2 separate regions of the Mus musculus genome follow, and region 2 is linked to region 1. Evidence: chromatin loops called from intact Hi-C (ENCODE). Cell type or tissue: left cerebral cortex. All regions are shown on one strand. Each heading gives the region's core, and the rest is flanking DNA. Links, peaks and the distances in the headings are about the cores only. Region 1 overlaps Myt1l (myelin transcription factor 1-like). Region 2 overlaps Myt1l (myelin transcription factor 1-like).

Evidence for each region. A loop is a pair of places that touch in the nucleus more often than their neighbours do. Peaks named below come from ENCODE experiments on the same cell type or tissue, not always from the same donor. Only the 100,000 strongest peaks of a DNase experiment are listed, where the experiment ranks them.
Region 2: a loop joins it to region 1, with 10 times the contacts of the local background. A loop is called at or near these places in 1 of 42 quality-filtered maps.

The regions. Positions count from the first base shown.
Region 1 is chr12:29,919,835-29,935,592 of GRCm38, reverse strand. It overlaps Myt1l (myelin transcription factor 1-like), which reads right to left. Exons shown (of 25, transcript NM_001093775.1): 24 at 15,555-15,698; 25 at 12,384-15,252. The coding sequence ends at 15,112. Gm31939 (a long non-coding RNA gene) reads left to right here. Exons shown (of 4, transcript XR_001780596.2): 2 at 1,168-1,271; 3 at 7,276-7,364; 4 at 9,289-10,588. Among named protein-coding and RNA genes, the nearest start is that of Gm31939, 10 kb to the left of the region's middle. In left cerebral cortex, for the core only: a CTCF peak has its summit at 8,550 (motif pointing left); a DNase peak (open chromatin) is centred at 8,514; H3K27ac peaks cover 261 bases.
Region 2 is chr12:29,861,689-29,877,446 of GRCm38, reverse strand. The region is part of intron 18 of Myt1l (myelin transcription factor 1-like); the gene reads right to left. Among named protein-coding and RNA genes, the nearest start is that of Gm46346, 46 kb to the left of the region's middle. In left cerebral cortex, for the core only: no CTCF peak of the experiment used is centred there; DNase peaks (open chromatin) are centred at 4,840 and 9,002; H3K27ac peaks cover 3,974 bases.

The DNA.
Region 1 (15,758 bases), core at 4,865-12,864:
TGGGAGAGGTCTGTAACCCCAGCCTGTGGGCTTTGGTGGAGTGGAGGGAGACAGGTGGCTCCATGCAATTTGCTGTCCACCTAGTCTAACCAGTCAACCTTTAGCCTGTACATGCATACATGGGTACAAAACCCACAAACATGCATTATACACAGAGACACAAAAAAATATAAAAAAGATTCTGCTGAACAATCTCTCCTGCCTCAGTTTCCAGCTTCTCACTTTTCCTTAAAGGTCACACTAAGCATTTTCTTAAAACAGTTACACCCATCCATCTACCTGTCTATCACCCATCTACCTATCACCCATCTACCTGTCTATCATCCATCTACCTGTCTATCTACCTATCACCTATCTACCTGTCTACCATTAATTTACCTGTCTATCATCCATCTACCTATCATCCATCTACCTGTCTATCACCCATCTACCTATCACCCATCTACCTGTCTATCATCCATCTACCTGTCTATCTACCTATCACCTATCTACCTGTCTACCATTAATTTACCTATCATCCATCTACCTGTCTATCATCCATCTACCTGTCTATCATCCATCTACCTGTCTATCATCCATCTACCTGTCTATCATCCTTCTACCTGTCTATCATCCATCTACCTGTCTATCACCCATCTACCTGTCTATCATCCATCTATCTATCACCTATCTATCTGTCTATCATCCACCTACCTATATAGTGCTATCTATCCTTCTTTCTGCTCTTTCAGCAATTACCCACTCACCACTCAATTCATTCATCCACCTACTTATCTACCCACCCACCCTAGACAGGTAGATGGATGGGTATAACTGTTTTAAGAAAATGGTTAGGGTGGCCTCTAGGGAAAAGTGAGAAGCTGGAACCTGAGGCAGGAGGGATTGTTCAGCAGATTTTCTTTTTTATATTTTTTTGTGTCTCTGTCAAATCACCCCCTCATTTTTTCCTTCCCTTCCTCACTGACCCATCTCCCGCACTCACCCTCCTGCCCACTTATCCAGCCACTTAGCCATCCATCTACTTCCCCTCCCTTCCCCCATTGTGTCTGTGTCTCAGAGGATGACTCAGAGGAAATAGTGGCCAGCTTTTCAGCTCTGCACAATGAAGCATGGTGGGGACTCAGAGCCAGGGCCATGACTAAGGAACGAAGGGTTGTGTTTTCCCAGCAAAGTTCTTACACTGGATCCCTTCACACACTTTTTGATCATCATCTCCTTCGTGTGAACACTGGAGGCTCGTGGGAGTCTAACATCTCCAGACTGGCCTTCGGGTGAGTTTTCTGATGGGCGAATTCCCATTTCCCTCTTATAAGCACATTCCAAGTCCTTCCATCTGGCCTGCAACCTGTTTCTTATTCCACAGAAAACATTTCTTTCTGGTGCTGATACTCAGGCAAAGAGACAGAAATACTCAGTGAAGGCGTGTTCTAACACCTCCACCCAGTGAGGGTGCTGAGACACCGTGAACAGCGGCTGTCCCACTGCCCGCTCCCCTCCCACTATTCCTGGTTCATGACATCCATTTATCGTGTGGTCTTTCAACCATGCAGGTGTTTTCAATATAGAGCCTCATGACAACCTCTGAGTCAAATGTCATCAGAGAGCTTGAGTCAAAGCCTGGGCCCAAGCAACCCCCTCCCTTCCATGAGCTCACCTTCAGGATCCTGGTGGGAGGTTTAGGCTTAAATACAGGACCGGAAACAATGTATAACTAAGGGGTCCTAGCCAAGGTGTGGTCCCACCCCTCAGTGATCCAACGCTGTCTTAGCTCTGTTTTGTGTTTTTTGCAAGGTAGGCTGACAAGTTGTCAGAACTGTGTAAGAGCTCTTACCTGTAGACAAGCCCCCTGCCCCTCCCCTGCTGCCAGGCAACAGGGCCTCAGCCTTTCTCTTACCAGCATGAGATTCCTGGGGGGAAATTCCAGCTCCTGGGGATCACTGTTTGAATTGTCTCACAGCCAAAGGGAGGGGCATGCATCCCTCTTTGGATTCTCACCCTCCACTTTGGTACCTACCCTCTATGCAGGAGGAGTCCAATGCTTAGAGCACAGGGCTCCACCACTGGTACCTACTGCCTACTGAGCTGCTCTAGTCTTGCACCTTAACCTCCCACCCCCCACCCCCCACCCCCAAGATTCAGAACACATCTTAGTTTCCAGGCTCAATATGGTGTCGTGATCCTTTCTCTTGCTCCACCAAACTGAACTTGGGCTCACAGACAGGCAGCTTCATTGCCACAGCTTCCAATGCTGTGACCCCGTCAACCTTCTCCCTTTCTCTGGACTTCAGTTTCTCAATCTGTAAAGCAAAGATGGCTGCTACCCACAGTCAGTGAGCATTAGGTGGCCAGATATGAGGAATCTAGTTGATCCTGTGGGCTGTGTTGAGTAAGGCAGTGAGCTCTGAACACATTCTCCCTGAGAGCCTTCTGGTGTAGGCTGGATCTTGGTGTGGGAATGCCTGAGAATCCTTAGTGAGTCAGCCCCACCTGCTGCCCTGACTCCCAGGCACAGTTAGCCACTATACAAACTATACAGCTTACCAGGAGAACAGGGCTCACCTTAGGTGCCCAAGGCAGAGAAGGTGGAAGCTTAGCTCTCAGCCTCCAGGGAACCATAGACAAAGTAATTAAAACATCAGAAATGTTCATTCCCATAATCCTGAGCCAGGAGGAAGACTGGTTCTCTCTGGTGACTCCCCCAGGGTAGATTCTCTACCCCATTCTTAGAATCCTGTGTCAGAATGGACACACTTTCTGCTTGGTAAGGACAGTGAGGGATTCATGCTGCACTCCAGGCCCAACAGGAAGTGAGGTGCAGCTGGGAATCTAGCTAAGGAAAACTCCACAGGGTTCCCATTGTCAGCAGAGGCAGGAAGTATTCAACTTCTCCATTCCATAACCCTATTCCAGGACTCATCTTGGCCTAACTTACCTATGAAGGGGTCCAAGAGGACCATACCCATCAAATGGACGTTCTGCTACTGCCCACTCCTGGCTCCAAGAAATGAGGGGTTGTGGGGGGTGCTGGATGGCATTGGACAGCAGACAGTAGACAGTTGATTGTGAGCTTTGGCAATTCACCATGTCAGATCAGTCCCAAATATAGGATGGGCAAGGCAGGGCAGAAATTGGAACCAGAAGGGAAGAGATTTCAGGTTCCTAAAGTCCTTTTATCTCCCTGGGAAGTAAGCTATTGGCTAGCTCTCAGCACCTGAGAAACAACACAGCTTAAAAGATAAGCAGCCATAGCTGTCTGCTAGTCTTAGTGCATGTCTATCTTTCTGGATACATAGGAGTCTAAAGCAGAAAGATTGCTTGAGACTAGGAGTTCAAGGCCAGCCTAGACAGAACAGCGGGGTCTGCTTGCCAAAGAAACAAAACACCACTTGAGTGCAAGGTGACCTGCAAGTGGGTGGACCCAGCCCATGGGCTGGCTTAGGCCCTTTTGCAGTCACAATAAGAAGAATGTGAATGGCCACCAGTGTTAGGGTCAACACATGCCTCACTGGAGGCTGTGGCTTTGAAAAGCATCATGCATGCATGCACAAGCATTGGGGAAAAGCCAGGGGCCTCAGCACTGAGTTTGCAACCTTCTGTGAATTTATCATCATTTCGAAACGATGCTTATTAGGGCCTTAGAAATCTAAAGTAAATTAGCAAGAAGAATTCTTTCAATCTTTATGTTGTAAAAAAGAAATGCTTTTTTAGATAAGCACCATGTAATATAGGCAAGATGGTTATTTTGACAATAAAAATGGAATACAATGGAACTGGAGAAGGATAGAAAGGGGGAAAGTATGGGGATGTAGAGAGAGAGAGGGGACTTGCATCCTGGAGTCTAGCTTATGGGGGGGGGCTTACATCTGGAAGTCTAGTTGAAACTCTACAATTCCAACACAATTGGTAACATTTGCTGTGAAGGTTGTCTACATAGGGACAATACTTGCTTCCTACAGAGCTATTTAAAACAGTAATGTTAAAACAGCTGTAGACAATGCTTAAGGGTTAAGCATATAAGGCACACTCCCTTTTGTAGCTATAAACCTGCAATTTTCTAGAAGTCTCACCAGAAATTACATTTATTGTAAAAAGATATGCCTTTAATCCCATTGGGCAGCCTAAGGCTGATAATCAGATTGTAATTATATCTAAGAGACTTCCAGAGCCACAAGATAATCTCACTTTATCAAAAAAGAACAACAGCAACAACAAGCTCTCAGCAACCTGTTAAGATGTAACTTGGGAGCCCCAAAATGGTGTTAAAGGTCAGATCTGAGTTTGGAGAGAGTTGACTGCTATTTCCAGGTTTTACGTCTCCTAATAATGATTTAGATAGAGACACATGTATACTAACAGGAAAGGAAATAGTTTATTAAGAGAGAGAAACATTTCCAAGCCTGAAAATGGGCCAGAACTAGAGCTATATGCAGGTTCCAAAGAGGCCGAGCTGGGGCCCTGAGATCTTCTGTGGGTCATTTCGATGCTAAGTGAATGCTCTGCAGACCTAGCTCATCCCAGATCCTACAGAAGATAGTACCCATTACAGAACAAACAACTTTATCAATCAAGGACATTTACCAAATCCATTAGTGGGGACAACGAGGAGGAGGGTTACAGCCAAGCAGGGGAAACCCTGCTGCAGATTTTAGGTGTTCTTTGATGGCATTCTTAGCTTTTGGATTGGTGTAAACTAGCAGCTTGCTAGAAATACACTTTACAGTTCTTGGAAGTCACGAGGATGTCAGGTCAGATACAGGGGTGGGTGAAAATGGCTTCCAGGGACTAAAAATAATCTATCTCTCTACAACACTTAAACCCACAATGATGAAGTCCAGCCATCTGGCCTTGTAGAACATTTAACATGGATGCCACTTTGTACCTGAGTAGAGAGGTCTTTAAAAGAAAACTCCTCAGGCCACTAACATTTTTGGGTGGGGGGGGAGGCTGTCTCCTGATACACAACCACAGACAAATCCACAAGGTAAACTCAGGCTCTGAGAAACACAGAAAAGCCCACATCTCTCTAGATTAATGATTTTTCACAAAATGAAAAGGAGCTTTGAGCAGATTGCTGAGCTAGTAAGGAGTATTGTTGTAACTCTCCAATGAGGATACACGGCAGAGTGCCCAAAGACCCACTCCCAGGCAGGCTGACTCTCCAGATTATCACTCAGGTTGTCACTGAGTGACAATCTTAATTAGGTCCTGCCTAGAGTGAGCCTGTGATCAGCTGACTGGGTAGATACTCTAAGAAGAGAGTGGGCAACTACCACTCCCAGCTGTAGCAAAGCCCTTGTTGACTTGGAAGTGCCAAGGTGGCTCCTGGAGGCAGGCTTTCTAACATGTCAGGGGCTTTTGTCAACATCTCGAGATATCTGACAGTTTTACCAAAGGATGCCAAGCACACAACCTAAGAAATGGGACTTAGCTAGCGGCATGTCTCCCAGCTAAAAAACTAATGAGATTATTGTACAAGAAAATTTTAGAACCCTTCTTTGTAAATCAACACAAGTTCAGAGAATGCTCTTGATGGTCCCACAGCACGCAGTAACTTAGGAGCTTTGAGTACTGGACTCCAAAGCTCTGCTCAGCCAGGAGTAGAACCCAAGCTTCCTGCCCTGTGACTGCCAACAGTTATCATCTTGCAGTGAGGGGTCAACAACGATGTCCCTTTTCTCTCTGAGTTCAGAACCAAAACAAGCTGCAGCCAACGCCTGCTCTGATGAGGCCAGCTTCCTAGCCCTGGACAAAATGGCCACTCAGAACATAAGAATCGTTTTATTTATGAAACGCTAAGAGTGTGCCTTGAGATTGATAGGAAATTGAAAAGCACCTGGAAGGCATCCCTGTTTGGAAAAGAGTGAGGAGCAATGAGAGTGAGCTCCCAGACCAGACTGTACGCTTTAAGATAGCCAACCCTCTGCACCAATAATAACTGTAAGGGATATACTCCCTTTGGGCAAATTATTATTTCCCTTCCATCTCTTTATCCCTCTCTCCCTCCCTCCTTCCTTTCTGTGTTTCTCCTTTCCCCTTTCCTTTTTGTATTCCTCAACAGGTCTCTAACATCAAACTCACATTGTAGCTAAGGATGGTCTTGACTTCTCATCCTCCTGCCTCCACTTCCTTGGTGCTTAGAATTACAGTTCTGCATTCCCATGCTCATTCGTCTAGTGCTGGGAATCGAATCCCAGGCTTCACACATGCCACAAAAGAGCTCCACCAACTGAGTTACCTGCCTCGCTCTTCTGTATCACTCATGTGTACAAAACAACGATGAGTTGGCATTTCTGAACTCCTGGCTTATGGGTCAGTCATGTTGCTGACATCAGGCTGACATGGCCTGCTTCTTTTAAGATACAGGTTTCTGACATCACATTGCCCATGGATGGTCAGTGTTAGAGGCAGGGGGATGCCTAGGTGCCAGTGTTTCCCAGAGATCATGCCAGAGGCCATGTATGCCCTGCCATGGAACAGATGCCCTTGATCCATAAAGGAGGTGAGAAACTTATGCCATTCCCTTCAGATCTTCTTGATGTGAACTTTTGTTCTGTGAGGTGCAACCCAAGAACAGAGTACCTCGGAGAGTCCCATGAGTCCCATGTAGAGATTTTACATTATAGGAATAATTCATTTTATTATAGAAAATTCAGACAGTGTTCATAGAGACAACAGGGTCTCCCTGGATTCTTCTGCACCCATTTTGGCTCTTCAGGCATTCACAATGAATGTCAGGCATTCTAGCTTCTAGTCCTGTCTGAATCAAACTCTTTAAACAGGATATTTAAGCCAGTTGCATTGGCCCACACCTTTAATCTGAATAATGGGGAGGTAAAAGGTGGATCTCTGTGAGTTCAAGGCCAGTCTGGTCTACATAGTGAGCTCCAGGACAGTCAGGACTACATATCAGAAACCCTGTCACAAACAAGCAAACACACAAGCAACAGAAAAAAAAATCCAAAAATTTCTCTTAGCCAAACAGAGCCAAATCTGGACTGTTTATTACAAAACAAACAAACAAAACATCGGACCTGGGCTGGGCATATATTTCGGTTAGTAGAGGGCTTTCCTATGCTCTAGTTTTATTTCTTGAGTATCTAGCTTTTGATACAACGGGCTCATGACCCTACCTTCCCTTAGTGTCAGCCAGTGATGGAGGGAGGCTGGGGCCAGCTGGGCCAAGCTGCTGGTTACCAAACAGAGGAGGAGCTTTATAGTCAACTGACTGTGCTTGCTTTTCTCAGGGTCCTGATGCAGCTTGCTTGTCCCTTTCAGAGCTGTCACACCATGGGTAGGAACTGCAAAGCTCCTTCTCACACAGACTGAAGATCAGAGACATCCTTCCCCACCCCGGACACAGGATGGTAAGGCGAGAAGCTCAGTGTTTGCCTTCAGGCTTCCAGGGACACTGGTTTCTTAGCATAATGGAGTTGGGCAGTGTCCAGATACACACACATACACATACACACACACACACATCCATTCACATACACACACACATACATTCACATACACACACACAAACACACACACAAACACACACACACATTCATACACACACATACATTCACATACACACACACACAAACACACACACACACATTCATATACACACATACATTCACATACACACACACAAACACACACACACATTCATACACACACATACATTCACATACACACACATACATTCACATACACACACACAAACACACACACATTCATACACACACATACATTCACATACACACACATACATTCACATACACACACATACATTCACACACACACATACACACACACATACACATACATTCACACACACACACACACACACACACACACACACACACACACACATACATTCACATATACACACCAAGCTTCTTGCTCTCTCTTCAGCATCAGCCAGCCTTAAGCCACTTCTAACTTCTACCTGCAACTGCCTTCATAGGACTTGATGGCACCTGCTCCTGGGCTGCAGCCACACAAGCTTCTGCCAGAACTGAGCTGTTTCCCTGCATCTGTCTTCTTGGACTGCAGTGAGCTGGCTTGGTTGTGTGCCCCGAGAGCAGATCTCTGTACCCCTTTCTACTAACTCCAGGTCTCTGTTTGCTCCCCACAAGCCAAGCAATGTGTCTACCCCTTTGTCTAGAACCACCACCATTTCCTGAGCCCAGGCTCCGCTCTCACTAGCTGCCCATGATCTCTGGCTCAAGGCTCCCACCCCTGCATCCTCTGAAACATCTGAAGAATATTTCTCAAATACACACATTGGTAAAAGGACCTTCCTCTCTGGAGAATGAACGTCAGTGGGCTTGGGGTAGATGAGAAAGGACACTTGATGTCTTTCCCTTTCCAAAGCCAGAACCGACCCACTGTGCCACCACTCCTCTGCCATCACTGTCTGCCTTCCTGCTTTGTCCCTGACCTGTTCCCTCCAGCACCATACGCAGGCAGACAGCTGTCAGTTATAAGCTACTATGCCTCAGTAGCAGAGGCAGTGAACACAGGAGCTAGAGACAGCTCCACACTGCCCCCTGGAGCATGGAGTCCAGGAACTTCTTTCCACTCAAGGAAAGCCAGAATTTTCTTTCCTTTTCATTTTTATGTGGTTTTGTTTGCTTGCTTCTGTTTTTTTTTTTTTAAGAGTAGATGTAGAGTTGGAATTTATTATTAGGAAGAGATTTTTAACCAATATTTAGGCACAAGCATTAACAAAAGGAGTGGTGCTTAGGGAGAAGATGGGACATACCCAAGTATGGTTGAAGGCTTCTGAAGAGAGTAAACTTACTGTGAGCTTCTCCGGAGTCTTAGCAGTAGCTGGATGTATGCTTTCAGTGTGTTCTGAAGTTACTCGCTAGGCTTTAAGGTCCCAACTAACCTGCCCTCCCCTTCTCTTCTTTTTCCCTTCTCTTTCATTTCACCTTTTCCTTTTTTCTCTTTCCATTTCCCTCCCTTGCACCCCATCTGTAGTTTAAGCTGACCTTGCACACACTATGCCTACACATGACCTTTAGCATATTGTCTTCCTACCTCTACGTCCCAAGTCTTGGGATTACAGGCATGCACCACTGTATACAGTTTACACGGTGTTGGGGATGAAACCCAGGGCCATTCCTAGCTTCCTAAGGCTAGCAGCTGCCATGCAGCTCCTCTGGAACCTTCCCTTACTGAAGACACCTCTGCTGTTCACCTGTTCGAGTCCTTCTGACAGAAGCAGTGATGGTGACCAGACGCGGGGTCCAGTGCTCCTAAACACACATCTTTGTTTGCATTTTATTAAAGAAAGAACTTCATTGGACTTACGGGTTCCAGAGGCAGAGTCCACCAGGGCCCGAGAAGCACAGCAGCAGGCAGCAAAAGCAAGAAGCTGGAAGGTCACATTCGTAACTGAAAATCTGAAGCAGAGAGAACAATCTGGAAATGGAGTGAGGCTCTGAACTCCCAACGCCCGTCCCCAGTGACACACTTCCTCTGGCAAGGATACACCTGTCAAAGGTTTTACAGCTCCACTACCTGGGACATGTGTCCAAATATAGGAGCCTAGGGGGCACATCCCTCCTTTCAACCAACACAGACCACATAGCAGGACAAAGAGAAGACAGCTGTGACTTACCTGAGCCCATGTCGCCTCTTACGTCCAGAGAGGTGACTGGTAATTCCATGTTCCATTTCCTCCCTCCTGTTTTCCTTCAATTACTAGATATCCACCACTAGGCCTCCCCCATGTAACCCACGGGTTTTGCTGAGACTCATGTATCCTTTGTTTCCATATCTTGCCTTGATGAAGAAAAATAACTTGAGGCAGCATAAATGCTATAAGTAATATTACAGAGTAGAGTGGGAAACGGATCCCATGCAGTTTGGAGAAGAGAAGGAAGAGGACCTTTGGAGCTCTGGAGCAAGGATGGCCGTGTGTCTGTGTGTGTGTGTGTGTGTGTGTGTGTGTGTGTGTGTGTGTGTGTGTGTGTGTTCTCGTGCACTCACAATTAAAATAGAAAGACAAAATGCAATGCTTGAACCTTTTCTTGGCACATAGTTAAATTGCATGTTGGTTAAGACCCTGGTTCCTCTGTGTAATCTTACTTAGTTCAAGCACTACAGGGTCTGTCTGTCTGTCTGTCTGTCTAACTGGGAAGAGGCAGATGTGTCCTGCTGCCAGAATATCAGGTCAGTCATTGTGACTGGAAGAGAAGCCCGGTCCTGGCTGTGCTGAGGAGGGGCTGGGAAAGGCTGCTGCCCCTCCCAGGGATGAGGCCAGCTAAGGAGGTGTGGCTGGGCACTCAGCAGGACCCTGTGTTATCAGTGCCTATTACCATGGTCCAAGAGTGACTGCCATTACCTGCTGTCAACTGTCAACTGATCTCCTCACTGCCCTGCATCCTTTGTGCTTGCAAAGCTGTTTTAACACCTGTGGAGGGAGGGACATCTGCTGTGGCCACAGACTATGGCTTTTCCCTTCATCATCCCCAGCTCTTGTGCTTAGGTATTGTGGTTATAAAAACCAAAACTTGAAGCTAGGCAATGGTGCATATGCCTTTAATCCCAGTCCAAGGCAGGCAGATCCCTGAGTCTGAGGCTAGCCTGGCCTACAGAATGAGTTCTATGGTAGCCAGGGCTACACAAGAAAAGAGAGATCCCCCCAATATATAAATATTTCTCACATGAAGACACACACACACACATGCATGTGTGTTCGCATGCACAATACATGCTTAAACCATTCTCCTTGAGACTTGAGACTGGAAAGTCTAGGAAGATTGGGTAATCTCAGACAAAAGGCTCTGGGACACAAGTAAGGGAAACCACTGTTTGCTGTTTGTCCTGCATGTGCTATCCTACTCAGAGGTGCTGTGCTGGGAGCAATGGCCTTTCAAGGGCCCCTCTTCTGATTTTCTAAGGGCAGTGGCCCTGGACTATTTTCCTGCCTTATCTTCCTGTTCTGTTCTTTCTGGACCCACAGCAATGCCGTGCTTTGCCTCTGGGTTACCTGTGTGTACTCAGCCCACCCTGATGCTGCCCCCTGGGCTGTGGCCACTTACTTGATTTACTCCACCTGGTTAGTGCTACATCACTTCTGCAATGCTCTGCAAAGTGCATTTCTCAGATCTGTCTACTCATTTCTCCATCATAGGATTTTAGGATTCTTTAAAATCACTTTATATTTTCAGAATAAACACCGGGGACCAGTGAGCTTATCTTATTTTTATTTTCTAAGATTCTGAACTTTATTTGGATAGTTTTAAATAATGACCTTGCTTCTAGAGTTGCTCCAAGGTTGGCTGACCTGAGACACTGACAACTGCCTTTCTATTAGCTTTATTTGTTCCAAAAGACAGCAGTTACTAGAACTCTACAGGCAGGTCTGAGGCAGACATGAAGGACCCTAGGGAAAGGGTCACTGCTTACCTGCTGGCCCTGGAAGATCTGAGCAGCAGCTCCAGGCACTGTCTTGCTGCTGCCAGCTGTCCAAGAAGGAATCTGCTGGAACGGGGTCTGAGGAGCTCGCCTGACTTGTGTTTAGCAGCAGAAGCCACCGCTGGGAGCGAGTTTCCAGTTTAATCAAAATTACAGGAGCTGTTTTCTTATATTCTATGTATTGTGCATGTTATAGGAGGCTACTGTGGAATTTTAAGCTGCAACTTTTATTAATGGAATTGGATAGTGCATGTGTTACATGTGAAGGTCCAGTTATATCTCATAGGTGACTTCTTGCTCAGCTCCTGGCTAATAGTGCTCCTGGAAAGTAGCACTCCATCCTTTGTGAGCTCCTGAGTTTGATAACCAGTAACAGCCAGGTGATGTCATGTGCTCTACTATGTATAAGAACAAAGCAGTCCTTTGAAATGAATCAGCCAGAAGGTTGCAATCACACAACCAACGTGGGACATTTTGTGAAGTGACCGTGCTGCCCCCTTGAAGCCTCTGTGTCCTGGCAGACACATGGAACTGTAGTGATGGGGAAGCACAATGGGCAGAGCAGGTACCTGACCGACTATGTGATCCCAGACTGCATTCCAGGTACGGAGAACCTGTGAGAGCCCCTTCAGGATATGGGCCTACGCTCACCAACAGCAGTGCTGTTCGAAGCGTGAGCGTTGCAGAAGGATGCCAAGCTGTTGGGAGACATCTGCACCTAAGCAACCTCAGGTCCTCGGCTGGATCTCAGCTGGGGCAGGGGTGATAGTAAATGAGATAAACGGTCCTCTGGGAAGCACAGCAAGCATGATGCCCGGGGGTGCGTATCCACACGTGCCCCAAGTTCCAGCCTAATCCCACAGTGCTGCTCCAAAGGCAAGAGACCCAGGGTGGGAGAGGGAGGCGGAGGGCTCCAGGAGCCCAGATGGCACGCTCCAGTGAAGACTCAGACCCATTAGAGATCCTTCGTGCTACAAACGTGGCAACACCTTTTTATTCAGAGTAAGATGTGTTCACATCAGCATGACAAAGTTTGTACAAAGTTCACAATTTAAAAATGAAGTATCACAGCAACTTGTGATTCCACACATTTATAGCAAAATTAAAGTGTCAACAAACCCATGCCGTGTAGTACAAAAATAAATCAAACTTCAGTTCCACAGAGAGCACAATAAATAGTTTATACAAAATTCTGTCTTAATAAATGATTACTTAAATTAACTTAGAAATGAATATGAACAATAAGTTATAATAAATATGCTCTGATGACTCACAATAACCCCATGTGGAAGGTCAGCATTCTAACATGTGACACTTTGTGATCCCTATATATAGTCACAGATAACTTTTGATTTGATATTATGTACCACCGTTACATGAGCAGCAGATTTGTGCTTAGAACCCCTCTCCATTGTACATAGGTGATAACAATAAGAATCCAAACTGATACTACCTATTACTCTACTAAAAGCATTACTACATTGGCCAAGAAGCTGCAGACAAGACGCGGTGGGGAAATGCATGTGCCGCTATGAACAGAGGCCCCCCGGGTGTGGGCCTGGGACCATGTGTATGGCATCAGGTGACAGTAAGCACCTTGCTTCAGCTCTCAAAAGGCAATTCTGAGCATGGCAGCTACAACTAATCGCACAACAGAAAGGGGGCGCTGGACAGAGAAGGTCCTGCAGAGCCCCAAGTAATTACATAATCTTTTCCCCAGCTAGTTATTAAAGTCCTTGTGGAAAACTGTAAGCTTTTGTACAGTGAACAGTATAAAGTGCCGCTGGGATATTCTTATATTTATACATATATATATATGTATATATATATATATATATATATATATACCGAGGTTGAGTATTGTATCAGAATGTTTGTCGTGAGATCCCTGTAGTCTCCCTTAGTAACCGTATTGGGTCAGCCTCGAGGGCCTCCTCTATAACTCATCCACTTCAGTGTCACAAGGCGACTGACACAGGATTGCACACCTCCGTACGGATATATAGGACAAGGCGAGTGCAAAGAGCCGACTGGCACATTGTGGGGACAATGACCCTGTAAGTCCTGTTCTGCTAAAAATATTTTTTTTATTATTTTTACAAAACCCATCCTTTTTTTTTTTATTTCATAACAAAATTTTAAAGTACTTTTGTACTTCCTGCATAACATCAAGACATGGAAGAGAGAGATGCTACTAAAAGGAAATCAAGTCGACATCGGGGAACACAACACATTGTCAAAGACTACTCAGAAGGGGCGCAGCAATCAAAAGTGGCCGTATGCATACATATAGTGCAGTCATTTGGGATGAAACCATCAAATTTCGAAGGTATCGACAAATCTAAGATGATCTAGTTTAAAGCAAAAAAGTGCCGCAGTCTATTTAGTTACTTTAACATCTGATTGCACTCTTTCTCAGGTTAGGTCACCACGAGTCACACAAGGCTGTGCAGACGCTAGAGTCAGCTGGACCCAGCGAGGGCAGAACGTGAACGTCCTTGGCCTTGGTGTCCAGTGTATTCTGGATAGGACCAAGGCTTATTCGAAGTCAGAGTTGGGGCAGGGAGGGGTAGGGAAGGGTAGAGCTGCTTCCCCACCCGCCCAGCAGAGAATCCCATCCAGTAACCAGGGCAAGCACAGCCGTTAGCCTTCATCCTCAGATGTGAAACAAGAATAATCAATGATGATTCTTTTTGAAAGTGAAAGGGGAGATAAATGCTTAAATTACCTGTTTGCTCAGATGGAAAAAAAACAATCAACGGCTGCTAGGTAAGCTAGATTGTGGTAACACTTCAGAGGGGCACGGGGCTCTAGGAGAAATAAGAGAAGTGTGCTCCAAAGGTTACTGAAAATGCAAAGGAAATCTTCGTGTTGTCCACCTCTGACAAGCTCCTGTCTTAACGGAGTCTCCACAGTCCCACCATGTAATGTTTAGGAGTTAATTAAAAGTGCTGTTTAAGCTGCTTTGAATCTTCTGCCAAGTTTCCATGGCTTGATGTTGTCTTACAATAAATTACTTATTTCATTTCTTATAGTTAATCCATATGCCATTTCCTTGGAATGCAAAAAACCTCATTTATTGCCCCCACCATACACCATCCTCCTAAAACAAACAAACAAAAAAGTCACATAATATTTCCAAGCATTGTTCAAAAATAAAGCATTTTTTTGCAACCAATTCTTGCTATGAAACAATATGCACACAAAATGTATTTCTTAAATTCCACAAAGTCCTCCAACCTGAGGCAAAATGATAATGTCTAAAAGTGGCCAGGAGGCCACAAAGTGATCGTTCAAACCTGCTTTTTTTTTCCTTTTTCTTTTTTTGTCCATTTCAGTTCAAAATACTAAAACATTTAATCACTAAAGCATTAAAAAGAATTTACACTCTATTTATTTTCATCAGCTTACCTCTTCAGAAATATAGAGACCCCCAAATGTGCAGACAGCAGCAGCTATAAACATTACATGGCAAATCACACTATGTCAGCTTATATGAAAACGTACAAAATGTGAATGTATCCAAAACTAGTCTGCAGGTACTCTCTCGAGAGCACACAAAACCATTATGAAGTCTTGTAGCATAACACTGTTCCGACAGAAATAAATATATAACACTTTCTGGTAAGTTACAGCAGCAAGAAACAAGAGGCATCCTTTTTAAGCATGAGTCACCACTAGAGCAGCTGTTCAGACCTGAATTCCTCTCACAGCCTGCTTTATATTTTCCAGTAGGGCTTTATTTTCTGGACTCTGATAACGATCTTGATTTGTATACATTTCCGTCAAAGTAGTCACGTAAGCATCAAAATTTTGTTCATTGATTGGATCCTACGAGATATTAAATAGTAGTTCATATACAACTTTCATTTTCTGAATAGTATATTCACAAAAGCATAAAACAGTATCATAGCATAGAGCCACTGTTTCCATAATACTTAACAGGCCTACTCAGAGCACACTTAACGTTATGCGATCAGCCCCACCAATGTTTCTAGTGGTTAACGGTATGGTTTCAGGGTGGTGACCAAAAACAACCAAAAGCTGAAGGACCACAGACAATGACACAGACATCTACTCAGTGAGGTGGACTGCGGAGGCTCCGAGGCGCTCACCTACGCCTAGTGACTTACCATGTGAGGCAGCTGGATGTTGGCGAGGCTGTGGATCAGGGACTGGCTCAGGTTGGCCAACTCGTGCAAGAGCGACTCATTCTGCTGTTCAATGACTTTGTTCTCCTCCTCAATCGTCTTCAGGTTGCTCTCCATTGTGGTGATCTGAAATCACACATATGGGTGACATGTAACATGAGGTTGGCTGTTGGGAGCGTGCACACC
Region 2 (15,758 bases), core at 4,696-12,695, 58 kb after region 1:
CAGACTTGGTTTTATAATATAGGTTAGAAATAAATTAATCCAATTCCTTATTTTACAGGGAAGGATTCCAGGGCAATGAGGCAAGTTTTACAGAAAGCTCTCTTCTACCCTCTCACTTTCTGGTATTTTCTTTGATTAGAATCTTTTGATTTTTCTTTTTGAGACAAGGTCTTTCTGTGTATCCCAGGCTGGCCTTGAACTTGTGATCTTTCTGCTTCAGCCTTCTACATTCTTGGATTATAGCTGTATTCCCCATGCTAGGTCACGAGCAGATTTTCTAATGTCTGGATCCATCACTGCTTCATGTGCTCAGTCCCTCCTGCATGTGCTCATGTGTACCTCTGCCTGTACTTTTTATGCTCTGGTTCCTACAGACCTCACAGGGCCTATGGAATGTGGAGAGTGAGAGAGCTTGTGCTAACACGAAATGAGCTTATATGGACAAGTGACCAAGAGCCATCCGTGATGTCTAGCACCAAGCTCTGCCCAATTTCCGTGCCTTCCCTTTGAGTTCTAGGAGAGCTGTTCAGAGAGCTGGAGTCAGGAGACAGTACAACTACCACAGAAGACATGCCCTAAACCTGGACTGCGAGATGTATGTTCTAGCAATGGGTGTTCAACGGCAGGAAAAAGTCAAGAATAAGGATGAATGAATGTAGTGGGAGGGGAGGAGGGAGAGGAGGAGGAGGAGGAGGAGGAGCAGGAGCAGGAGCAGGAGGAGGAGGGAGAGGAGGAGGAGGAGGAGGAGGAGGAGGTAGTAGAAGGCAGTACTGAGTGCTAAGAACACACAGTACTGATGCTACTGCATGGTCTCCCCCATGATTGGGAGCTCTCCCAGGTATGTCCCGAAGGCAGAGGATCATGACGATTCTGCTCACTCCAGGGCTCTGTTCCTATTCTACCTCCTGGAGAGAAGATCAAGGATCCTTCTCAAAGCTTCTAACCCCTGGATGTTGTGACTTGACCAAAGACTGCTAACTTAGGGGATCTGGGCTTAGAAGGACAGGTATCCTCTTCCTAGGGACACTCTAGAAAGTGTTGTCCACTGTGGGGCCTGCCAGAGAATAGAGAGCTTTTCTCATCTGGGAGTTGTCTGAAGAGAAGTCTGAGAGAATAGACTGCATGAAGAATAGATGAGCTTACAAGGACATACTAAGAAACAAGCCATAGCAGAAAGAGTAGGAAGGAGGACTTGCTGAGACCTAGGGCTCCAAGATCACGTCCATCTGTGCCCGATACCTTCTTCCATGACAACTTGGAATGCCTGCCCCTCCTGTATCCTCTCAGGGAGAGCAAGAAGTAGACCACATTCCCAAAAGATCAGAAATGTGTAAGAACTCAGATATGCTGCTTGAATGCTTAGTTCAGAGAAAAGAGGACTCAAGGGGAACGCAGACACTGTCACAGATATATCTGAAAAGCAAATCTCAGGAGGAGAAGGCAGACCTGTTGCCACTTGCTCACAGGGGCTAGGCCCCTCAGAAGAGTATTCCAACCTTGGCTGACTAGCACAGAACACATCTCCTCTCCTGAAGCCACGAGAGGACAGACTGGCAACTTCAAAGAAGTGTGAGATCCCCACAGGGTGGTTTGAAGTGACACCTGCTAGTGACCTCAGAGATCTTCTCAGCTGAGCCCTGGACAGCTGACCACAGCAAATACTCATGTCTATCTGTGGCATGCATTAGAAAGCCCAAGGATTCAGGTGACTGAGCATAGATGGATATAGAATCCTTTTACAGGCATCTGGAGGAACACCCACTATGAGGGAAGTTAGTGGCTCTGCCTCTTTGGTCTTCTCTTCTAGGAATTGACCTCCAATGACCTCTAGGGTAGTAGTTCTTAACCTGTGGGTCACAACCCCTTGGGGGATCATATATCAGACATCCTGCATATCAGATATTTACATTACAATTCCTAACAGCAGCAAAGTTACAGTTATAAAATAACAATGAAATAATGCTATGTTGGGTGTTGCCACAGCATGAGAATCTGTATTAAAGGGTTGCAGCATTAGGAAGGTTGGGAACCATGGCTTTAGGATAAAGTCTTCCCCCTGCACCATCTGTGGTATCCCTCTCTGGCTTCCAGATGCAAATGTGAGAAGCTGTGTCCATCTGTCCTCTACTTTCTATGATGTAGCTCTCTAGGACAAGGCTGAGTGGTAACATCTCCCACCTGGTTCCATTCATTCCTCTTGCTACACTGGCACTCAGGACCTCTGGACCAAAGGGAGGTGGGAAGTATAGCAAGACCTCTCCTTACCAGGACTCACCAATTCCAGGGAAGTCACTAGGCTCTTGTTTTCTGACTTGCAGACCTAACCTGAAGTGCAGATGATATAACCAGACCAAATGTTCTTCCTGCTGTCTACTGGACTGCAGGGAATTCAGGTCATGGCACAGCTGTCTCCTCTATAACTAGGCCACATCCTGCTTCCCCCCTGGCTTTCTTTCCAGCCAGAGCCTTCACTGTATATCTGCTGGAGATCTTTGCTCTGTGAGCCGAGTGTGCTATCCTTGAAACTACCTTTACAGGAGAGGTGAGCTGAGGGCCATTCTTCCATGAAGCCAGCACACTAAGCAGTGAGGCTGTGTCACTGAGTCCTGATATGGCTCCTGGTATCTAGGTCAGGGGTTGTGCTGGGCTAGAGGGCTCAGCTCCTGTTTTGAGGAAAAAGGAATTGACTCACAATTTGCCATGTGGATGCTAGGCTGTAAGTCATGTCTGTCCAGTCCAGGGCCTGATTTTCTGCAGAAACCCTACCTAGTCTTTCAGGCTCATTGACTTTGTAGAGCTCACAGCACTATGGAAATACAGACATACCCAGACAGGCCTACTTAAGTGTTGAAACATCCTGTTCTCAGAGTGGATATATTTTTTTTAAGTCTTACATCCATCTTTACATGCATACCAGCATATAGGATTATAGTTAGGGCCACAGAAGTCAGGGGTGTGCAAGTTTAGATCTTGTTTTGATTTTACTTTTTAAGATCAGCTAGTTTTTGAGATCCTTGCATTTTCTGTAGCTAGTGACCTTTGGTGATTGATTAGAGCCCACCTAGTGTTCCTTGGGCAGAAAGACACCTGTGACCTCTAGAGTGATGTAGGAATCATCTTGTGATGGTCTAGATAACCATCCAGACAAGCATACCTTCAGACCACAGTCACCATGCTTGAAGCAAGTTGTCTATATCCTACCAGACCCCTGTTCTTTTTCCTGACTCAGAGTCTGCCTTCCCTCAGAGAGGATGGAAAGAAGCATACAGGGATTTTTCCCAAGATGAGGAGTGCCCACCTGTGTTCAGCTTGAGAATCAAGGCATTACTCACCATGCTTGTGTGTGTGTGTGCTCACGCGCATGGGAGGGGAGCAAGTGGAGAGGAAAGAGGGGTGCTGATAGGGAACATGTACTGCTAGCAAATATAAGAAGCACAAAAGCATATATCTGGAGAAAAAAATGATAGGGAAACGGAGGAACCCAGGGGAAGAGGAGCAAGCCCAGGTAGAAGAACACATATTGGAATATAGATATATGCCTAAGAGTGTTTATTTAATACAGGTTTAGGAGGAGAGCCAGGACAATGGGAGTGCTGCCAGGACCTGGAAGACTGGTATAGACATATCCATCTATGTCTAGGCTCTCCTCATTGTAGATGATGATGACAACGTTAAAAGTTATGGGGTGGGCAAAGAGGGGGGACCCTACTTCAGCAGAAGAGCAACATAAGGGAAGAGGGTAGCCTGAACTACAGCCTGCTGAGTTGCAAGGAGACTCTCCAAACCCCTGGTATAATATTAGGGCGACATGGGCACTGGCAGGAGGGACTCTCAGGATCAGATGACCCACATCAGGACCAGGACCTTGGAGGCACTCTATCTTGGCTTGGGGCTCACAATGTCTATTCTTATACTTCCCCTTCCTATCAGGAATTCCACTGTTGGGAGTTTGGCTCTAACATCTACCAGGCTACTCTGAATTGCCAACTACCCAGTCTTAACAAGCACTCTGTCCTCAAGGGTACAACAGCACATCTGGAGAGAGGATCTGTCATGAAGATGCTGGCAGGAGGTCAGGCAAGGAGGGGCAGGTGTCAAAGGCAGTGGAGTGCAGGGGCTCAGGGTAAGGGGAGGTGAGAACTTGGAGAGCAGGACTTGGGTAGCACTAGGCTTTTCTGCACATTGCAGGATCTATGTGCAATAAAAATTGGTGATTAAATATAGATATTCCCATTAATGCAAACATATAGGCACAGGCGCTTGCTGTACAGTCTTCACTGAATTCATTATATTCCATTAATATGAGAATCTCAACTGTTCTGAATAAAAGAACATGTTGTGGGTTAGCTGACATGGCTAGCACAAATATTAACAGCATCTTTATTTACTGACCCTTTAATGACTTTGGCTACTCTTAAGATAATTATTTCAAGATGTGCCTGTCCCAGTATGAATATTAACAGAAGTGTCACCTGCTAATACCAAAATTATGCCTCTTAGGAAGGGAATCACGTTTTTATAATGATTTGTCTTATGTAAGCTATAAGGGAAGAATAGGTATGACAAGGAAGTGAGGGAGAGAGGGAGAAGGAGAGGGAGGGAGGGGAGGAGGGAGGGAAGGAAGGGCCTCCTGCATAACTGGGAATTCTCTAAGGAGATAAGGTTGTAGTGGTAACATGGTCAGTGCCTGTGTGGAGCAGGCCTCAGGGCTTCCTTTCTACTCAGGATGCTGGCAGATGCCGCCAGCCTGAGAGAAGGCTCAGAAACCTCCTGCTGCAGTGGGGGCGTTCTACATCCTGCCTGTTCTGTGCACACTGTGCCAGGCTAGGCCTGCCCTGAGGCTGCAAAGGGAAGCAGGAAGAGGGAGTGAGTTGCTATGGCAACCTGGTTGCCAGGCTCCCAGTTTTCTCAGTCATCCCCGTGGTGCAGACTGATTCTACAATGTGCAAGGTTTTTGTGTTTTCTTTTAAAAGCGAGATCAGGTTCCTAGGTGCTGAGCAGCCAGCATTTAAGAGATGGGGAGGTGCTCTAGGGGTAGGTGGCCTCATGCCCCAGGGAGGGTGGAGGCATGCCAATGAAGTGGGCTTAGCTCACTGCACGTTATAAGGAGCGTGTAGAATGGGGAAAATGTACAAACACAGAATCTGTTAACAGAATCTTGGGCTCTGCAGCCTCTAGACAGCGAGGCTCCTTTGTAGGCAGGGCAGTCTCTAGCACAAAACTAGGCTTGGATTCATTTAAGTTCAGGTATGAACCTCAGCCCTTGCCTTTACAAGTTTCCATAGAATCCTAGATTCTGGGGCCTCTAGACAAAGAGGTCACCCTGCAAGATAGGACAGACTGTGGCACAGGCCACCATGGTATTGTCTTGGTCACCTTATTTCAGAGATCAGAGGGCATACTTGTGTCAAGTGTAGGTCAAAATCACTTGGTGCACTTTTCTTTGCACATAACACGGTGTCTTATTTAAAGCATGTTCACCAGAGTCCTATGCTTTGGGGTGCTAGAGGACTGCCCTATGGTCATTTAAAAAAATGGTCCAGGGAACCAGTAAACAGCCTTCTGGAAAGTACACTGGGAGGAGGGTCTCCTGAAATACCAGGTCTCATCTTCTCATCAACCTGATGAATCACTCTAGGCTTGCCCTTATGTGTTGGTTCTGTGTGTATGAGAGTGAGTGTTAGTGTGTGTTTGTGTGTGTGTGTGTGTGTGCACCTATCTATGAGTCATATATTCACGTTGTGTTTATATTTGTGGCATGCGTATATATCATATATGATATAGTATGTATATGTATGTAGTGTGTGCATGACACTACATATATACACAATTAAACATGTACATGTGACATGTGCATGCATGTGTGTTCATATGTGCAAATTGGTGTATGCATCATGAGGGCAAGTGTGCATGGGTAAGTATGTGTGGCTTTGACCACAGAGATATAGTATGTCTTTCCTGATCTACAAGTTGACTGTAAAGGGAGTACTGCACTCTGGAGATGGAGGGGATACAGATACGAAGTTCCTATTCAGCCAGCCTGTCCTCTGTCTCTTGTCCATCAGGGAGGAAATAAGATCTGGGTTGGAGACCATGATGCCTCTCCTGGGGGTAAGACCATACCGGCCAGACCCATTATAGAATCTAAACTGTTTTGCTCTAGGGGGACCTATGTGTTCATACAGATCAGCATTGCCTATTGGAGACAGAAAAGGAGTCCAGCAATACTTTTTCCTCTGGATAGGAAAGACTGAATGAACATCACATCTTTGTGGAAGGCAATGTTAGCAAATTTATTCGAGTGCAATGTTTGCCTTGGAAAGTTATGACCTCCAAGAAGTCACCTTTCTGTGACAGTTTGATGCTTGTGAAACAGTGTGCCTAGTGTGGAAGCATCCACTCCCTTTCTACTTCTTTCACCAGCTTTCCTGCCTTACCCACTCTGCCACAGGCCATAGGATGCCAAAAGGGACAAACTTAAAACCAACTGTGTTACCAGGTATCCATGGAAGAGGAGCTGGACACCTGACAGACCCACAAGAGCCACCTGGAGCCAGGAATTTGTCTACCTACCGAAAAGCAATAGCTTTTCTTGTTTCTTCACTGTGTTAACACATTTCTCATGTATATAACAAAGCTCTAAGAAAGGCCATGAATTTTACAAATAGAAAACCAGCTGAGCTGAGCAATGACACAGATATTTAATCCTAGTACTCAGAGGCAGAGGCAGGTGGATCTCTATGAGTTCAAGGCCAGCCTGGTATATAGAACGAGTTTCAGGACAGTCAAGGATATACAGGAAAACATTGCCTCAAACAAAAATAAATAAACCTGTTTAAGATTTATGAAGAAAGAGGCAGTGGAGGAAGAGAGAGAAAGAACCAGATAATTTAAATGTTCAAACGAAAACTTTCATTTTGCTCAGACAACATCCCGAGTACCAAAATGACCCTTAAGGTGTTAGAAGGACTTGGAGCCACAGAGCAGGTTCTGGACTGGCCACCAGTAGAGTTACTCTAGACTGGCTGGACTGAGTTGTCTGTAGCTCTCAGGCCATGGCTCCCTTTGCTGCTGCTGCTACAATCTCCAGCCTCTGCAGAGGAACGGTCACATGTCTATCTGTTTGGCCCTACAAGAGCCTTGTGAAACTGGGGGCAGATCTTATTACTGATTTTTCTAGATAAGAAAACTGAAATCCAGAAAGCTTCATTAACTTGCCAAGGCCCATGTAGCCAGGGAGCACTGAGTCTGAGTTCAGGATCTCTGGGTCCCTTGTTCTTTATTATAAAATGATGAGTGTCTGGGACAGCTGAGCTGCTGGGCTATAATGCCTAGAAGGCCGTTTTCTCAGTCACCTGCCCTCATCAGGCTCAGTGCAAAGCAGACATGGAAGTACCTACTGGCTCAGCTAGGTGTATAGATGAAGTGGTAAGGAATACTTTATAAAAAGAATAGCAAGCAAGATGCCCAAGCTATCTTCCCCTGAGCGCTCTGGGTCTGAGACTGATATATGAGAGTCCCAGACACTGAAGTGACAGTACAGCTGAGACCCACAGGAAGAATGAAAGTGGGCTTCGTATGAGGATATCCTGTGCTGTGCATTATTGACAACCAACCAAGGTGGTAATAGTTCAGGCTCTGGAAAGTGCCAAAGGCAGGCTGAGAAGTTAATCTGTTATCTAATAGAGTAATCCTGAAGCCAGGCCAGAATGGTTTCGAATAAGGTAAGGAAGGTGGAAGCCAAAGACAGAGTTTCACAACGATGCTAACGCTGAGAGAAGGGGATCTGATCCACAGGGGAGCAAAAAGTGCCTCAGTTTCTATTATGTTCTCTATCCAAAAAAGGAAGAGAAATGAAGCTAGAGTTCAAAGTAGACAGAGAAAGAAAGATATGACAGAGACTAAAGATGATCAAAATATGCCAGTTGGGAAACGTTTCTGAATCTGGGGTGGGGTGGTGGCAAATGAGGATTTCATCTGCAGTGAATTTGACGAGCTGATGGGCATTTTTATTTGATGATTTTAAACCTGATTTGCAAGTCTGATATAAGAGTTTTAAAATTGTACCATATTAGACAAGAGTGAGAAAAAGACATATTAGGAAATGGAATTCTTTTATCTTTGAAATATTTTGATCTTGGTTGTTGAAGTTTCAAATGTAGAAAGTTTTATTTCAATCCTTGTTGAAGATGGGTTAAAATTCAGTTTGTTAATCATCTTGGTGTACTAATTACCATTTTCCCCTGATACCACCTGTCTTCTCCCTCCAAATGGTCTCAGGGCTTTTCCAACCTGTTACTCTGTCACTCTGAGCTGGTTCTGGCCTCCCCGTGTGGCAGCCAGAACTCAGTGAGCTAATGTGCACAGTTCTGTGGGCATCAGATGGCGTCCAAGCACTGTGCAGACATCACGGGGTTGATCCTTATGACGATCTTAGATGACCCATCTGATGTAGTGCAGTCGGCCAGCACTGCGTCGGCCAGCACCGCTATCACTTTGCAGATGGAAAGGAGAAAGTGGGAAGCTCAAGGGCTTCAGGGCTGTGATGGCCAAGCCAAGGTCTGACCTCGGGAGTCTGCATTTTGGTCTGTGCCAACCTTGGATCTGCTTACTGTCCCACTGTGGCCTTCAGCTGAGCAACTTAAGTCACACAGATGCTGTGTGTGTGTGTAAATGTGCAATTTCTTTCACATCACACATATTCAGATATACCTCTAGGCCTTCGAGTAAATCTTAATAAAGCAATTTAAATATCTGGACTAAAATTTTAAAGGAAATACTCAGAGGGAAAAAAACAGTAGTAGAAACTTTCTCTACTCAGTCTCAGCAGCTACTCTCTTTAATGCCCATGTGGCACTGCAGCTGTTTCTGTGGCAACAGCTCTAGTAATGAATAGAAGGAAGAAAAAGAGACATTCCCTAGGGAGATGGCACAGTCCCCCAAGGCCACCCAAAGACAGGAATCAGCCACAGTGGCGTCATCCTGGCAGTGAGATTCGACAGAACCACAACTCAGCTGTGAACAAGGCATCATCATTTGTGAAAAGAATTCCCTTGAGGAAGGCCAGAGTACATAAATCAATTAGAAGTGGCAATCTGACCATCCACTAAGTTCCACTCTGTGTCCGTTATCGTTATGTGTCCACTCTGTGCGGGTTCTGGGTGCAGAGCACTGGGCAGCAGGCTCAAGTCCTCAAGTCAGGAGTCCTATATTCTACTGAGTTATCAGAGACATTGGCTCACACATGTGAACCTAAACTAAAAATAATGTGTGTTTAATCTAAAATAAGCAACAGAGCCAGACACCCAACAGATAATATTTTTCAGTGTTGGGTGACAGGCTCTGGGATGTAGTATACACCCAAAGCTATTTGGTCTGATGTGTTTTAAGCAGAAAATCTCTGACCTGCCAGCCATTTTCAACCTAGGAAATATCATGCAAATGATGGTAGGATGCAGGGATCTATTGGATAATCCTGTAGGAAGATAAGCAAACACTCAGGGACTCTCAACCAAGATGCAGGATGTGGAGGGAGGACAGAGGGCAAAGGCAAGAGGATATTCAACTCACCCCAAGGTAGAGGGAACGTCCAAAATACTTGGAATTTCATTATACGGCTCCCCACAAATAACCCAGCTCTTAAGACTTGATGAGCACACATGAATGAATTTCACTGCAAAAAGGTCCCGGTGGATGACTCTAGGAAGTCTTGGCTTCCTGCTCTGCAGAGCCGTTCAGGTCAGCTACTCACACAGGAGGATGAGTCATGCTGCACTGCTTCTTCACATTTTAGAGACTGATTTCATTTTGATAGAGATATCACTCTGTCGATTTCAGGTGACACTGGCTACCTTGTTTGCATATATACTATACGTGAAGGCCTGGGCACAACGTTGAAGGGCAAGTAGGTTTTCTTGATGGACAAGGACATAGCTTCCATTCCAGTGTTTGGTCTAAGAGTCGAGAATGTCTGTGTATCCTCCATTCTTTACTCTGCAGCTGCTGGTCCTAGTTCAGGGCTGAGATGTTATATGGCAGCAGAATATGATGCAACATTATTTTCTGTGTGCTACCCTTTTGTCATCTCCTTGTTACACTGTATCTGGGTTCCACTTGATTGCCATCATGGCCATTGCTCTATTCTTTGTCCCAGAAGGTAATGCCATTGTGATGCCCATGATTTTGGGTCCATTTCCACCCAGGCAACGGAATCTTGGTGAACCTCCTTCATAATATTTCTAAGTTTTATCATTTAGAAATAGCTACAATCCCAGAGACTGACCCATCCATTATTGTTCTCAACAGTTCTTCAAAATTATCTGGAGACTCAAAAATTGAGTTCTACAATGAGAATAGTTTCATTTGGCTCATTAACTTATTAGTCCTTGGACTTCTAATGATAGGTTGAACATAGGGGAAAGATGACCACATGTACAGACCCTACTTCCCAGTATGTGTCATGGGCTGCAGATGTCTACAGAGCAAGAGGGCAAATGCTGTCTCCTGGAAGAAGCCAGAACTCTCAGGAGAATGAGTACAAGGTGATGAGAGAGGCAGCTGACAGTAGAAATCAATCCGTTGTGCTCTTGTTGAAGGGTTAGATTACTATCAAGAGAAAGCTGTAAAACCATTTCAAGGATATATGACTGCATGGCAAGGGTGCAAAATATATCATACCATTTCTCAGGGTTGCATACAATTTAAATGGTTAATTGAAGAACTAATGGGTACTGGGAGTTCCTTACTATCCTTCATACCTACAGGTAAAATAATCTGAAAATATGCACCTGCCCTTCTGTATGGGGGCATCACCTTGACTTTCCCTCGTTCCTATACCCCACATGCATCTGGCAATAAGAGATTTAACTCTAGGTGGGCATTAGTCACAACAAAAGCTCAGATTGCCAGGGTTTGATCTGTTATTCCACGAGCCAACCTCCACAAAGACGTTCCTTTTCACTCCCTCTACCCTATGGTTTTGATGGTAAAATGTTAGTCTGAGAGAGAATCACAGGGCAGACTGAGAATACTGCCGCATTCTTGTTCTGTCTCCCCAAGATTGGTAGTCTCTTGTAGTTTTTGACTCTTAAGAGAGTCAAAGGTCAGGGCTGGTGAGATGGCTCAGTGGGTAAGAGCACCCGACTGCTCTTCTGAAGAGCGAAGTTCAAATCCCAGCAACCACATGGTGGCTCACAACCACCCATAATGAGATCTGATGCCCTCTTCTGGTGCTGTCTGAAGACAGCTACAGTGTACTTACATATAATAAACAAACAAACACAAACAAACAAACAAACAAATAAATAAGAGCCAAAGGTCCAATTTAAAATAAATAAACAAACAAACAAACAAACAAATAAGAGTCAAAGGTCCAATTTTGGTTTTTGGAACTCAGATTGACCCACATAAGCTGGTGCTTCATCAATACCACTTGTCTCCTGGGCCCTTGTTCCCAGGGCACATTTGCTCCCATTGGCTGTCCCCCTATTCCACTGCCTACTTCCTATGTCCATGAAGATCCTTTGCTTTCCCACCACAAGAGGAATATAGAAAGCCACATCAGGCAATGGGACCTTTTCCCTGAAAGCTTTCCTAAAAAGACTGACAATCTTTTAGTGGATCCAACTGCTGTTATGTTCTAGGACTTTCTCCTAACTCTCTGCACTGGCTTTGTTGGTATGCTCTAAGTATGAAGGCTGAGTCCACCTGTGGTCTCCCAGATGTCTGAAACCAGAGAGGGAGGGACTTGGATTATGTACTATGACAGGAAGTCTCTTAAAAACAGGTACGACTCATGAATCCCAAGAGACAAGTCAGACTTCTGCTGCCATTTCTACAGCCCAGATGAAAACACCAGTGCATCTATGAAATAAATGACTACCTGTAGTACTAGTCATAGAGTTTGTCAACCTGACTCAAACCTAGACACCTGAGAAGAGAGAATCTCAACTTGCTTCCATCATACTGACCAGTGGGCATGTTGGTGGGATCATTTTCTTGATAACTACCATCTCTGGGCAGGGAGGCCTGGGCTGTATAAAACTGGGCTGTATAAAACACGGTAGCTGAGAAAGCCAAGGAAAAGCAAGCTAGTAATGAATATTTCTGTGTCCTCTGATTCAGTTCCTGCCTCAGGGATCCTGCTTGAGCACCTTGCTTCCCTCAAAGACCGATCATAATCTGTAAGCTAAAACAAACCATGTTGTCCCCAAGGTGCTGTTGGTCAGTTTTAGTACAGCATAGGGAAAGCTAACTAGGACATTATGTCACACCCTATAGCATACTCGTGGTCAGGATCTACCCACAAAAGTCTCAGCCACAGAGAGGAGCATCATGTATCAGCCATGCAGATGAGGCAGGAGCCCTCACCAGTGACACCTGCAAAAGCAACACTAGGCATCAGTGTTTCTGTTCCTCACACTGCCTTCTTAGAATGAAAGCTTTGGTTATGTGGTCCTACCTTATATAACCACAAAGGGAAGAGACTGGAATCTCTATTAAGTAGAAAAGCACACTGCAAGACTGTAACTAATCAAAATATCAACATTTGATTATGAATATTTTCCTTTTCTTGCTTTATCATTTTTAATTTGTATTAGTTTTATATTCAAGCTTCATTTAAAACTTCCTTGCTTAGTGAACAGTGCATTTTTCTCTCTCACATATGTCAGTATTTAGTAGTTTTATACATTGTTTTAACTAATTTTCAATTGTTGTGGCCAAACAACATGACCAATGCAACTTATAAAAGAAAGTGTTTAATTTGGGGTTTATGGTTCTGAGGGCTAGAGTCCATGGCCACCATGTTGGGAAGCATGGGAGCAAGCAGGAAGGTGTTGTACTAGAGCAGTAGCTTAGAGTTTACATCTTGATTCTCAAGCAAAAGGGAGAGGGAGAGGGGGAGGGGGAGGGGGAGGGGAGGGGGAGGGGGAGAAGGGGAAGGGGAGAAGGAGAGGGAGAGGGAGAAGGGGAGAAGGAGAGGGAGAGGGAGAGAGGGAGAGGGAGGGGGGATTGTATATGGCATAGGCCTTTGAAACCTCAAAGCCTGCCCTCAGCAATATGCCTCCTCCAACAAGACCACACCTCCCAATCCTTCCCAAATAGTTCTACAACTGGGGACCATGTGTTTAAATATATGAGGCTATGGTGACCATTCTCATTCAAATCACCACCTTCCACTCCCTAGTCCCTATAGACTCATGGCCATACCATAATGCAAAATGCATTTAGTCTAACTTCAAAAGTCCCCATAGTCTTTCACATATACTTTGTGTATTTTTTAATTCTAATCAAGTGAAGAGTAAAGCATCACCCATACTTGACCACAGTAGGACAACATGAAGGATGGCTGCAGATGAAATGAGAAGGAGCCATTGATGCTGTAACGGTGCTGGGGTTAGGGTGGGTTGGGATGCCCATATGAACATGCCTAACTAAACTTCCACACAGGCTCCTTGCTGGCTATGATACTGAGAGTTAATTTAGATCTGAAGATTTACTTCAGTGACTATGATGTGCTTGCTGATTGATCCCTGGAACTCATGGTAGGAGAGAACTGACTATTTCTTCTGATCTCTTCATATTTCCCTACACACACACACACACACACACACACACACACACACACACACACACACACACACACAAATAAAATAAAAAAATAGAAAGCTAGATTAAATATGCATATTTGTATTCTAAAATCTATAAGTATAACAAACAGAAATGAGAAATGCCATGGGCATCACTGCCCTTTTCATGCAGAGCTGTTTCTACAGGAAGACATTACTAGCCGAAGCAAGCTCCAAAGGAGATATTCAAGATCTGAGTGGAAGACTAGCTTCTAGCAAAGCCTAACCATTCATCAACACATGTACTAATTACATTTTCTTACTAGAAGGGTGCCTGAACCTTCTTCCTACAACTTCTTAGCTTGGGTAAGAATTTGGTACCTGTATCAACACAATAAAGTTGGATATCAAAACCAAAAGTAAAAGAACCGAGCTTCACGCTGAGTTATGAATTACTCTCTTATAGGTCCTAAGCAGTGATGTTTCCAGTTATTTTTCTATGTAGCATACAAGGAATCCCCTGAGAAAAGTAATACTATGAAACGCATGTCATACTCGGTTCCAATCTGCCTGGAACAACATAAAAACAAAACAAAACAAAACAAAAAAACAACCCTTGCTGGGCGGTGGTGGTACACACCTTTAATTCCAGCACTCGGGAGGCAGAGCCAGGTGGATTTCTGAGTTCAAGGCTATCCTGGCCTACAAAGTGAGTTCCAGGACAGCCAGGGCTACACAGAGGAACCCTGTCTCGAAAAACAAAAACAAAACAAACAAACAACCCTTACTCTGTTTGCCATTCACTAGTTAGTGTAACAAAGACATCGAGGACCAAGATGGCAAACAATGAATAAGTTAGTCAGCTGCAGAAATAAAATGCTCCTACATTGTGACCAAAATGTAAAATGACTAAGGACAAGGTAACAGAGGCAGTGGGGCGTGACTCCCACTTGATCTAGGTGGGTATTTACATTAACAGATTTGTGCTATGTCGTTACTGGTGACCAAGAGCTCCTGAGCCTTTTGCTTTTACCTGCCGAGTGCTGGGATTACAAACATGGCTTAGCACTATCCTTTATGTATGCAGCACCGAGGAATGAACCCACGCCTTCATATATGCTAGGAAGCACTCTACAAACAGTGAAATCCTCCAAAAATTAACTAAGAACTCTGTCTTCAGGCACAGTAGCCTAATTTAAGTGGCTTGTGTCTACTGTGTGGGACAGTGTACAATGAACCGTCTGTCATTCCAGAAAGTTCTATCAAATTGTAAATCCACCTTATCAGAAGGTATTTGCACTGAATTTTCCTTCACAAACAAACAAGCAAACAAACAAACAGGTAGGACTATCATATCAAATCACCTTGTAAGATCAGGATGCTCATCGTTTCTTTTTATAGGAAACAGGATGTTTACACATATCAACTATAAATAAAAAACAATTTATGAACTCAAGGGACTCGGGTAATTTGAGAAGGAATCAGATGAAATCCAGTAGTTAGAAGAAAGATCTGCAAAAATGTGGCAAAGGACGGGAACCCGTGCTATGTAAGTATCCTCAGACTGTCATCCTGGGAGAGCACAGGCCATGGGAAGAGTAAGTGGTTACCATATCAGACATGCACACAAGTCAAAGCCAGGAGTCCTTGCTTCCCCATCCTCTCATGCCTGCGAGCAGTCTCTGTCCTGTCTGTCAAAAATTTCCAATTCAGAAAAACCGAAGAGAACCATGGCCTCTCCTGAATACGTCAGGAAAAAAATATTCTCCAACAAGCCTGTCAATAATTTCCCAAAGCGAACATCTACTTCATTTCTAATTTTGTTCATTTTACTCTGGATAACTATAAATTAGTGAAGTTTTTACATGATAAAACCCCCAGATTTACAATTAAAGTCCAGCCTAACTAAATGCCTACAACTGACTAGGCTTTCTGTCCTCACTCTGCATGGGCTGGCATCTGGTATAGATCCAAAGTCCCTGGAAATCTAAAGGCTTTTGCTTTTCAGAATTACCCCAGAGGAGCCATGGATGAGATAAAAATAGGCTCACTCCTAGAAAGTAGAAAGGGCTAGATCTAACAAGCAATAAATTATGAAGAACATTCAGATACCTATGTGTCACAAAAGGAAAATGCCTAGCCCAATAATCACAAAGTGTGTGTATGTGTGTGTACATTGTATGTGTGTGT